3 separate regions of the Homo sapiens genome follow, and regions 2 and 3 are each linked to region 1. The links are chromatin contacts, found by Hi-C or POLR2A ChIA-PET in ENCODE. All regions are on one chromosome and are shown on one strand. Each heading gives the region's core, a stretch centred on a gene start or an enhancer-like site at or near the end of the contact. The rest is flanking DNA. Distances are from core to core; before and after follow the strand shown. Region 1 holds the start of RAB5C (RAB5C, member RAS oncogene family). Region 2 holds the start of PTGES3L-AARSD1 (PTGES3L-AARSD1 readthrough). Region 3 holds the start of IFI35 (interferon induced protein 35).

The links. A loop is a pair of places that touch in the nucleus more often than their neighbours do. ChIA-PET counts read pairs that join two places held with the same protein, here RNA polymerase II (POLR2A). Pooled maps may share reads with other maps.
Region 2: a pooled map shows a loop between it and region 1 (5-fold over the local background). The contact joins the promoter of PTGES3L-AARSD1 here to the promoter of RAB5C in region 1. A Hi-C loop is called at or near these places in 2 of 168 maps with a recorded cell type or tissue (CD8-positive, alpha-beta T cell and cardiac septum) and 8 of 50 pooled maps. POLR2A ChIA-PET finds 5 or more read pairs at or near these places in 1 of 52 experiments (MCF 10A).
Region 3: a pooled map shows a loop between it and region 1 (3-fold over the local background). The contact joins the promoter of IFI35 here to the promoter of RAB5C in region 1. A Hi-C loop is called at or near these places in 2 of 168 maps with a recorded cell type or tissue (CD8-positive, alpha-beta T cell and cardiac septum) and 8 of 50 pooled maps. POLR2A ChIA-PET finds 5 or more read pairs at or near these places in 1 of 52 experiments (MCF 10A).

What each region holds. Positions count from the first base shown.
Region 1 is chr17:42,153,702-42,156,546 of GRCh38, reverse strand. RAB5C (RAB5C, member RAS oncogene family) reads left to right here and starts at 1,558. Exons shown (of 6, transcript NM_004583.4): 1 at 1,558-1,654. It overlaps RAB5C-AS1 (RAB5C antisense RNA 1), which reads right to left and starts at 2,147. Exons shown (of 3, transcript NR_187282.1): 1 at 1,838-2,147; 2 at 1,439-1,548; 3 at 1-779. RefSeq lists enhancers at 1,290-1,399, 1,282-1,576, 1,486-2,106.
Region 2 is chr17:42,979,185-42,982,177 of GRCh38, reverse strand. PTGES3L-AARSD1 (PTGES3L-AARSD1 readthrough) reads left to right here and starts at 1,650. Exons shown (of 17, transcript NM_001136042.2): 1 at 1,650-2,132; 2 at 2,515-2,628; 3 at 2,734-2,800; 4 at 2,910-2,993. The coding sequence starts at 1,996. PTGES3L (prostaglandin E synthase 3 like) reads left to right here and starts at 2,098. Exons shown (of 7, transcript NM_001261430.2): 1 at 2,098-2,132; 2 at 2,515-2,628; 3 at 2,734-2,800; 4 at 2,910-2,993. The coding sequence starts at 2,125. RUNDC1 (RUN domain containing 1) reads right to left here and starts at 1,613. Exons shown (of 5, transcript NM_173079.5): 1 at 1,104-1,613. The coding sequence starts at 1,601. RefSeq lists a silencer at 1,297-1,546 and an enhancer at 1,617-1,686.
Region 3 is chr17:43,005,519-43,008,356 of GRCh38, reverse strand. It overlaps IFI35 (interferon induced protein 35), which reads right to left and starts at 1,573. Exons shown (of 7, transcript NM_001330230.2): 1 at 1,389-1,573. The coding sequence starts at 1,409. RefSeq lists an enhancer at 1,404-1,713.

The sequences.
Region 1 (2,845 bases), core at 309-2,808:
TCCCTCCTGTATAAGGAACTGTTCCAGAACTGGGTATGGCAAGGGGGCTGGGGGAAGAGCTTGTCACCAGCCAGAACCTGCTAGGAATCCCACTCTGCCCCATCCCCTCTGTCCTCCCAACAAGCCCTCTCTTCCCTCTTCCTTTTCACTTCTCATGAACACTGGCGCGGAAGTGGGGATTGTGTGTTATGGGTGTAAGAAAGAGAGACGCCCTGATGACCAGATGGAACTAGATGTGGGCACAGTTTTGTGGCAGGTTGTCCAAGACAGGTAAATTCTCCAGCTGAGGCTCCAGGATATGCCTGGTGTTGGCGTTATAGGCACAATGGCCACAGCTGTCTCCGGTGAGCTTTGATTCCACACAGGTTTTCAGTAGTGTCCCTTGAGGATGAGATGCAAAAGAAGAGGAGGTACTGGTTTGTGTTGAGAGGTAAGGGTGGGAGGAATCAGGAGCGGGCCCAGTCCATATTGAGAGGAGCAGAAAAAACAAATATTCCTGATCCATAGAGGGGGAGAGTGCAGAGTGGGGGTGGTTCTAGTCTTTATTTACGGATGGAGAGGGCCGAGGCAGAGGTTGTCCAGCTCTGTATTCCGCGTCAGAGAGAAGAGCTGACCCTGGCTAGGAGCAGGGGAAGGCAGAGGCAGAGATGGTCTTTGTGCCGGCCCCCGCACACACCAAGTAGGAGGTGGTGGCAGAAGCTCTCCCTTTGATCTCACCCAGCATCCTGCAGAGAACTCTTCCTGCAGCGCTTTCCTCACCTTCCCAATCACAGACGCCCCTGGCAATCGGGCGGACAGTGCAGACAAGGGCTTCTCCAGATCAGCGAGTTCACAGGACTGAGGCCTCGCGTGCATATTCATTCGCACCACGTTTTTTCTTTCCCAATTCTGCACACACAATCCTCTGCCTTCTTCCAACGCTCCACCACCCGCCTTCCCTCGGGGCGTCCGGAACCGGCGGTGACGCGGATGGCAGGGTTAGCCTTAAAAAGTTCCCGGCCGTAGGCTGGGCGCGGTGGCTCAGGCCTGTAATCTCAGCACTTTGAGAGGCCGAAGAGGGCGGATCACCTGAGGTCAGGAGTTCGAGACCAGCCTGGCCAACATGGCGAAACCCCCGTCTCTACTAAAAAATACAAAAATTAGTCGGGCGTGGTGGTGCGTGCCTATAATCCAGCTCCTCGGGAGGCTGAGGCAGGAGAATCGCTTGAACCCGGGAGGCAGAGGTTGCAGTGAGATCGCACCACTGCACTCCAGCCTGGGCGACAGAGTAAGACTCCGTCTCAAAAAAAAAAAAAAAGTTCCGGCCGGGCTCCGCCTCGCAGTCAGCCGGCTCCACCCTAAGCCCAAGTCCCAGGCAGCCACTGACTCCTCCCAGCGCTGCGAACTACAAGTCCCGCGATCCCTCGCGCGCTCCCTACCGCCACTCCCGCGTTCCTACCGGCGCCGCTGGGTAGGTCGGCCAAGAGTGCCTCCCATTGGTCTCCGCACTGTCAATCACCTGGGAGTATTGAGGGGCGGGGCGGAGGTGGAGATCCGGATCCGGAGCGGCTGAAAGGCGGAAGTGGAGGCCGGAGCCTGGGACACCGCCGGCGGGGAGAGAAGCGGATCCCGTCCGAGCCCCGGCCCCAAGTAACGCCGCCGCCCCGGAGCCGCCGTGAGTATGCTTGTCCCAGGACCTGGTGTCTCGCCTGCGTTGAAGCATCTCCAGGGCAGCCCTTCCTCCCGCCCAGCCCCAGTTTAGGGGGATACTGACCCCTCCCCCGACCCGTAGCCCCCTCTTGAGGGGCTCCCCAGGCGTCGGGCCATAGGAGGTGGGGAGCTTCTTTCCTTAGCTTACCTGCCTTTGGTGAGCCTTAAGGAAACCGCTATGACTGTCCTCTGGCCTGTCCATTCTAGTTGTGGGAGAGAGGTACCCTAAGTTCCGCTCCCCCTGCTTCCAGAATCGGAGGATCTTTGCTAGGTGTGAAGGAACCTGTCCCTCTTCTCTTTTAGAAGTGACAGGGAGTGCTGTCTGTCGCCGTTTTCCTTCCTCCTGTCCCACAAAACCAGTTGTCCCCTCTAGCCCTAGAGGAATATCTCGATTTCCTTTGGGGGAGGGGGGTCGTCTGGGTGAGACCGTTCCACACGCACAGAAGTGTGTGTGCGCTCCCGCAACTCCTTACTTCCTCTCTTTCCTCAAGCCAGAGAACCAACCAGGACCTCAGCTGAGTTTAAAGTCACTTACTAGAAATGAGCTGTTTTCCTGTTTTGCCCCTTCTGTCTCCCAGCCCTGTCCTCTAGTTATGTTGTTCTTTGAGTGTCTCTCTCTTTCTGCCTCTGAAGAATTTAGCTGAGGTTTGCTCAATCCTAGCTACAGATCACAGATCAGGGTGGATGTGCCCATTCATTATCTTCTTTCCCCTCCCCCCTTGCTCCAGGCTCAGCTCTGTCCTCCCAGAGCACGTGAGTGGTTTCCCAGCCGCCTCAAAGGGACTGCTTTTCTTGGGACTGCTGTCCGTGTGTCTATAGGGAGGAGAATAAGACCCAAAATGAGGAGTCTGGAATTGAAGGGCCATCTCTTTCCCACTCCCAAACACACACACATACACCTCCCTGAGCAACAGGTCCACACCACGCCAGGGTCTGTCTGCAATCCCTTCAGGGCTTGGACTTATTACTGAGGACTAAGTCAAGATCACAATGGCAGTTCTGGATTTTTAATTGTAGCCTGAGGAATTCCGATACATGCCAGAAAGTGCAGGTTCCCTCAACCATATTGACTGATCCTTGTCTGTTGCTTGGGGCTTAGGTGTGTGAAATAGCTGCTGTCTCAGACCAAGCTTTGTTATGTGGCCAAAGTACAGGC
Region 2 (2,993 bases), core at 401-2,900, 830 kb before region 1:
CCGCCTCAACAAAAAATAAACAAAATTAACTGGGTGTGGTGGCACACACCTGTAGTCCCAGATACTGGGGAAGCTGAGGCAGGAGGATTGCTTGAGCCCAGGAGGCAGAGGTTGCAGTAAGCAGAAATTGCGCCAATGCAGTCTGGCCTAGGTGACAGAGTGAGACTCTGTCTCAAAAAAAAAAAGTGAAAAGGCAGTGTACCTCAACACTTCCAATAAAGCCAGCACTTTGTGCACTTCCAGAGATGCAAAGCTTGTAAGGAAACGTTTACCTGGTGTCTTATACATAGTTTCACTACTTCTGGGGTAGGCACACTGAATCGATCTTGTCAGTTATCAGAGGACCTCATTCAGAATGCCTAATGATTAAGCAGGATGGAGGAAGAGTTTAAAAATTTCAACATTATAGCCTGCACGGTGGCACACGCCTGTAGTCCTGAGGCTGAGGCGGGAGGATGGCTTGAGACCAGGAGTTCGAGACCAGCCTGGGCAACATACCAAGACCCTCCCGTCTCTTAAAAAGGAAAAATTCCAACATTAGGAAATTTATCTAATCAAGAGTTGTGTTTATTTCAGTTACTAAGAGACCCTGCTGTTAATCCAAACTCCCACCCAAAGAAGTGTAAAGACTGCCTAGATTTCAGGAAAGCAGGGACAGGGAGTTAACCTAAATTTCCACGGATTCCAACTCACTTTCCTTTCCTTTGCCAATTTTCCCAATCCCCAGAGTCGGGGTCCTCTAGCAGCCAAAGTGTTCAAGACTGAGATACGTGAGGGAAAGGTGAGTGGGCGCAGCACTGCTCTTGGCTGCTCTGCTGCCCTCTCAACGACTCACTTCGCTCACCGCTCCTCTACCACTCACGTCATCACGCACCGACATCTCTCCACATCCTCCGTGCACACCGCTCACCCTCAGGTTCCCAGGCCTCTGTCCTCTTGCCCTTCAGCCGGCCCCGCACTCCAGTCCCCTGGTCTCCGACACACGTACTCACCGACCGAGTCGGGGAGGCTTCTCCCCGCATGCACCATCATCCGGGTCTGGATCGCCACCCACACGACCCCACTATTCCCATATTCCTCGCGGCCCGGCTCCAGCCACTCACCTGGTCCTCGCCCCGCAACCATGGCCGGTCCCCTGGCAGCCCATCGCCCTCATCGCTGGCGGGGTCGCCGGGCCCTTCGTAACCTAGGACGTGAGGGCAGCCGCGGAAGGCGAAGTCTTCGAGCTCCCGCAGAAGGCGCTGCTGCTCCGCCGGCGCCCCGCGCACCACCTGGCGCAGGCGGAACTGCACCTGCGCGAAGTGCGAGGACAGCGCCAGCAGCGCCGAGTCCAGCCGCCGCCGCTCTGCCCGCAGCCGCCGCAGCGTCCGGCCCGGCGAATCCGGCGGGGAGCCCGGGGCCGCGCCAGGCTCCTCGGCCGTCGCCTCTTCTAAAAACGCGGTTGCCCCAGGCCGGGCCTCCGCCACCGCCCCCACTGGGGCCCAGCGCACCGCCTCGCACGGTGGCAGCGGCTCCTCTTCCTCCTCCTCTTCGTCTTTCGCCTTTGGCCCAACAGCCGCCACCACCGTTACCGGCTCTGCAGCCGCTTCGACAGCCGCCATCTTCCCGGAAACACCACCGCACGTCAGCCGCGCCCCCCTGCTGCCATGGCAACGGCGCGGTGGCCTGGAACCCCAGGGGAGTGGTGGGCGGGGCCTGAAGTACCCAAGTCCCCGAGGGCGCGCCTTCCCCGGGAATTTAATTCAGGACAATAATGTTTTATTGAGCGCCTATTGTGAATCAGACACTGAGCAGTAAGCGTCGGAGAAACAGGTGAATGATACCGGGGAAAAGTCATTCCCTGTGTGTAGCGTCTAGGGCAGCCTTTGCCCTGGTTCCAGCAGATGGGTTGTCTCTTCATAGTCTATGCATTTCTGAAGACCCCACGGTGAAGGGCTGCAAGGATGAAGCTGTCCCAGAGTATCTCCAGAGTGCAGATCCCTTGGCTGCCAGGTCATGTTCTCTCTTCCTCTCAACTGCTCTCCCGACCATATAAGGAGAGGCAGCTGCTGGGGGCGTCCCCAGGATCTAAAGATAGCGGCCCCTGCCTGGAACTCTAAATGCCACCCTGGAGCGGGAGCCGCAATGGCACGGTGAGTGTTTCCGGCTCCGGTGCTCCCCCTGGCCCTTTTCCCTGGAGATTCCCTGCTCCAAGTCTTCTGGGCGCTCCAGGTTCTGTGAGGCCCCACGGGAGCCCCGGACCCCTGGTCTCTGTAACTGTGGGGTGAGGGAAGGTGTGACCTGAATGTTCTCCCTGACCTCCTAGTTTCCTAGTCTTGCACGTTCTATTCTTCCCAGGTTCACATTCACCACACCCACCCACTCCTGTCATTCCCTTCCCTTTCACCCCTTCTGTCTCATTTAGCTCCACTTTGAAAAAACTGTGGCATCAAAGGTCCCTGGGTAGTCCCTTCCCAAATGACCTCAGTCTTCCCTCTCCCACCCCTATGAAGCCACACCTCAACTTCTCTTCAGGCAGCACGCCCGGACCTTGTGGTACGACAGGCCCAGGTATGTGTTCATGGAGTTTTGTGTTGAGGACAGCACCGATGTCCACGTGCTTATTGAGGATCACCGCATTGTGTTCAGGTAGTGGCCCTGCCGTCCGAGGGCCTGGCTTCCCAGGAATCTACCCCTTTCCTAATGTCCCCACACGGAGTATTCCGCATCTCCTCAGCTTCATTGTCTCCTCAGCTGCAAGAATGCCGATGGAGTGGAGTTGTACAATGAGATTGAGTTCTATGCCAAAGTGAACTCCAAGGTAAGGGTGAAATGGGACAGTAAGGTTTGGATGGAAACCGGGCTGCCCAGGGAAACTGGAGATTAATTCTAAACCCCAGACCCTAAGAATGAGGCTCTCTATCTGGCAGGACTCCCAGGATAAGCGCTCTTCCCGCTCTATTACTTGTTTTGTGAGAAAATGGAAGGAAAAGGTGGCCTGGCCGCGGCTTACC
Region 3 (2,838 bases), core at 324-2,823, 850 kb before region 1:
AAAAAAAAAAAAAGGAAAGAAAAGTCCGGGCATGGTGGCTTACACCTGTAATCCCAGCACTTTGGGAGCTTGAGGGGGGCAGATCACGAGGTCAGAAGATCAAGACCATCCCGGCTAACACGGTGAAACTCCATTTCTACTAAAAATACAAAAAATTAGCCAGGCATGGTGGAACGTGCCTGTACTCCCAGTTACTTGGGAGGCTGAGGCAGGAGAATCGCTTGAACCCGGGAGGCAGAGGTTGCAGTGAGCCGAGATCATGCCACTGTACTCCAGCCTAGGAGACAGAGTGAGACTCCGTCTCAAAAAAAAAAAAAAAAAAGGGATTGTCCTTGGGGAACTGGGGTTCTGAAAAGGTTGGCAATAATAATATTAAGAAGAAACACATATTGAATGCTCTGTAGGTGCTAAGCAGTGGGATAAGTTTTTACCGTGTTAATCTATGGATTACCTAGTGTGATTCTTAAAGTATAATTCTTATAGTATATATATATATATATATATATATAAATTTTGTGTGTGTGTGTGTGTGAGAGACAGTCTCCCTCTGTTGCCCAGAGTGGAGCATAGTGGTACAATCTCGGCTCACTGCAACCTCTGCCTCCCAGGTTCAAGCAATTCTCCCGCCTCAGTCTCCCTAGTAGCTGGGATTACAGGTGTGTGCCACCATGCCTGGCTAATTTTTGTGTTTTTAGTAGAGATGGGGTTTTGCTATGTTGGCCAGGCTGGTCTCGAACTCCTAACCTCAAGTGATCCACACGCCTCAGCCTCCCAAAGTGCTGGCTGGGATTACAGGTGTGAGCCAACACACCCAGCCTAATTCCTTTAGTTTAATTTTTTTTTTTTTTTTTTTAGACAGAGTCTCGCTGTGTCACCCAGGCTGGAGTGCAGTGATGCAATCTCGGCTCACTGCAACCTCCGCCTCCCAGGTTCAAGTGATTCTCCTGTCTCAGCCTCCCAAGTAGCTGGGATTACAGGCGCACACCACCACACACAGCTAATTTTTTGTATTTTAGTAGAGACGGATTTTCACTGTATTGCCAAGGCCTCCCAAAGTGCTAGGATGACAGGCGTGAGACACCACGCCCGGCCTAGAACAATTGTTATTTGGGTCACAGAACCCGCTGAGTATCTGATGGAAACTACAGATTCTCTCTCCAGAGAAGTGTACACACACAGGATTTAATGAGCTCCTCCTGTCTGAGGCAATAGGTTAGGGAACCAACTCTTGCAGAGGCAACCCCAGCCCTGTGTTTCTCCCCAGCCCTTCAGCAGGTCTGAGATGGGCAGGGTGAGGCTTGGCTGCCAGGCCCTGAGATATCTGCAGGTTCCTAGCCAAGAGGATTACTCCTGTTTCCCCACTTCCCAACTCCCTCCTCCTCACTTACGGCATCCAGTGGGGCTGACATGGGTCTCGGGTCTGTTTGGCAAGAGCTGAGGCTTCAGAGCTGGGCACAGTGGCAGAATTCACAGCAACTGAACTCTTGTTTGTACCCCCCAAAGGGCTGTGGTCTCTCTCAGCCCCAGCAAGACCCGAAATACACCTCAGGAGGCTCTGCTCGCAGGCTGTTTGCTTCCACTTTCATTTCCGTGAAATCCCTGCCTTCTGGCGCTCACATGCCGCCCCCTGCCGAGGCTTCCCCACCCCTGGGAGGAGCCTTCTTGGTCAGCAAAGTCGACTTCACTCAGCCAGGCTGCCTCAAGGAAAGCCACCTCACCCCAACTGCAAACTGGCCCCCATCAACCATTCCCAGCAATCTCCGACAAGCCCATTGGTAGACCCTGCTTTGTCAATGGATTATTTCCCTAGAGCCTAGAATAATGCTGGGCACATTGAACATTGATAAAATAATTGCTGAATGAGCTGGGTGCGGCGGCTCACACCTGTAATCCCAGCATTCTGGGAGGCCCAGGCGGGCAGATCACCTGAGGTCAGGAGTTAGAGACCAGCCTGGCCAACATGGTGAAACCCCACCTTTACTAAAAAAATACAAAAATTAGCCGGGCGTGGAGGTGCATTCCTGTAATCCCAGCTACTTGGGAGGCCGAGGCAGGAGAATAGCTGGAACCCGGAGGCAGAGGTTGCATTGAGCTGAGATGGTGCCATTGCACTCCAGCCTGGGTGACAAGAGTGAAACTCCATCTCAAAAAATAAATAAAACAATAATTGCTGAATGAATGAGAAACACAGTCAGGACAGATAACGCCCATAGTTCAAGTTCACAAAACTGCCGGGTGCGGTGGCTCACACCTGTAATCCCAGCACTTTGGGAGGCCCAGGTGGGCAGATCACCTGAGATCCCAAGTTAGACACCAGCCTGGCCAACGTGGTGAAACCCCGTCTTTACTAAAAAAATACAAAAATTATCCGGGTGTGGTGGTGTATTCCTGTAATCCCAGCTACTTGGGAGGCCGAGGCAGGAGAATAGCTGGAACCTGGGAGGCAGAGGTTGCATTGAGCCAAGATCGCGCTGTTGCACTCCAGCCTGAGTGACAAGAGCGAAACTCCATCTCAAAAAATAATAATTGCTGAATGAATGAGAAACACAATCAGGACAGATAAAGTCCACAGTTCAAGTTCACAAAACTGCCAGGCGCAGTGGCTCATGCCTTGTAATCCCAGCACTTTGGGAGGTCCAGGCGGGTGGATCACGAGACCATCCTGGCCACCATGGTGAAACCCTGTCCCTACTAAAATACAAAAAATTAGCCGGGCCGGATCACACCACTGCACTCCAGCCTGGGCAACAGAGTGAGATTCTGACTAAAAAAAAAAAAAAAGTGCCAATCCCAGCAGCTGGGCCCACTGGTAACATGTGCCTATAGTTCCAGCAGGTT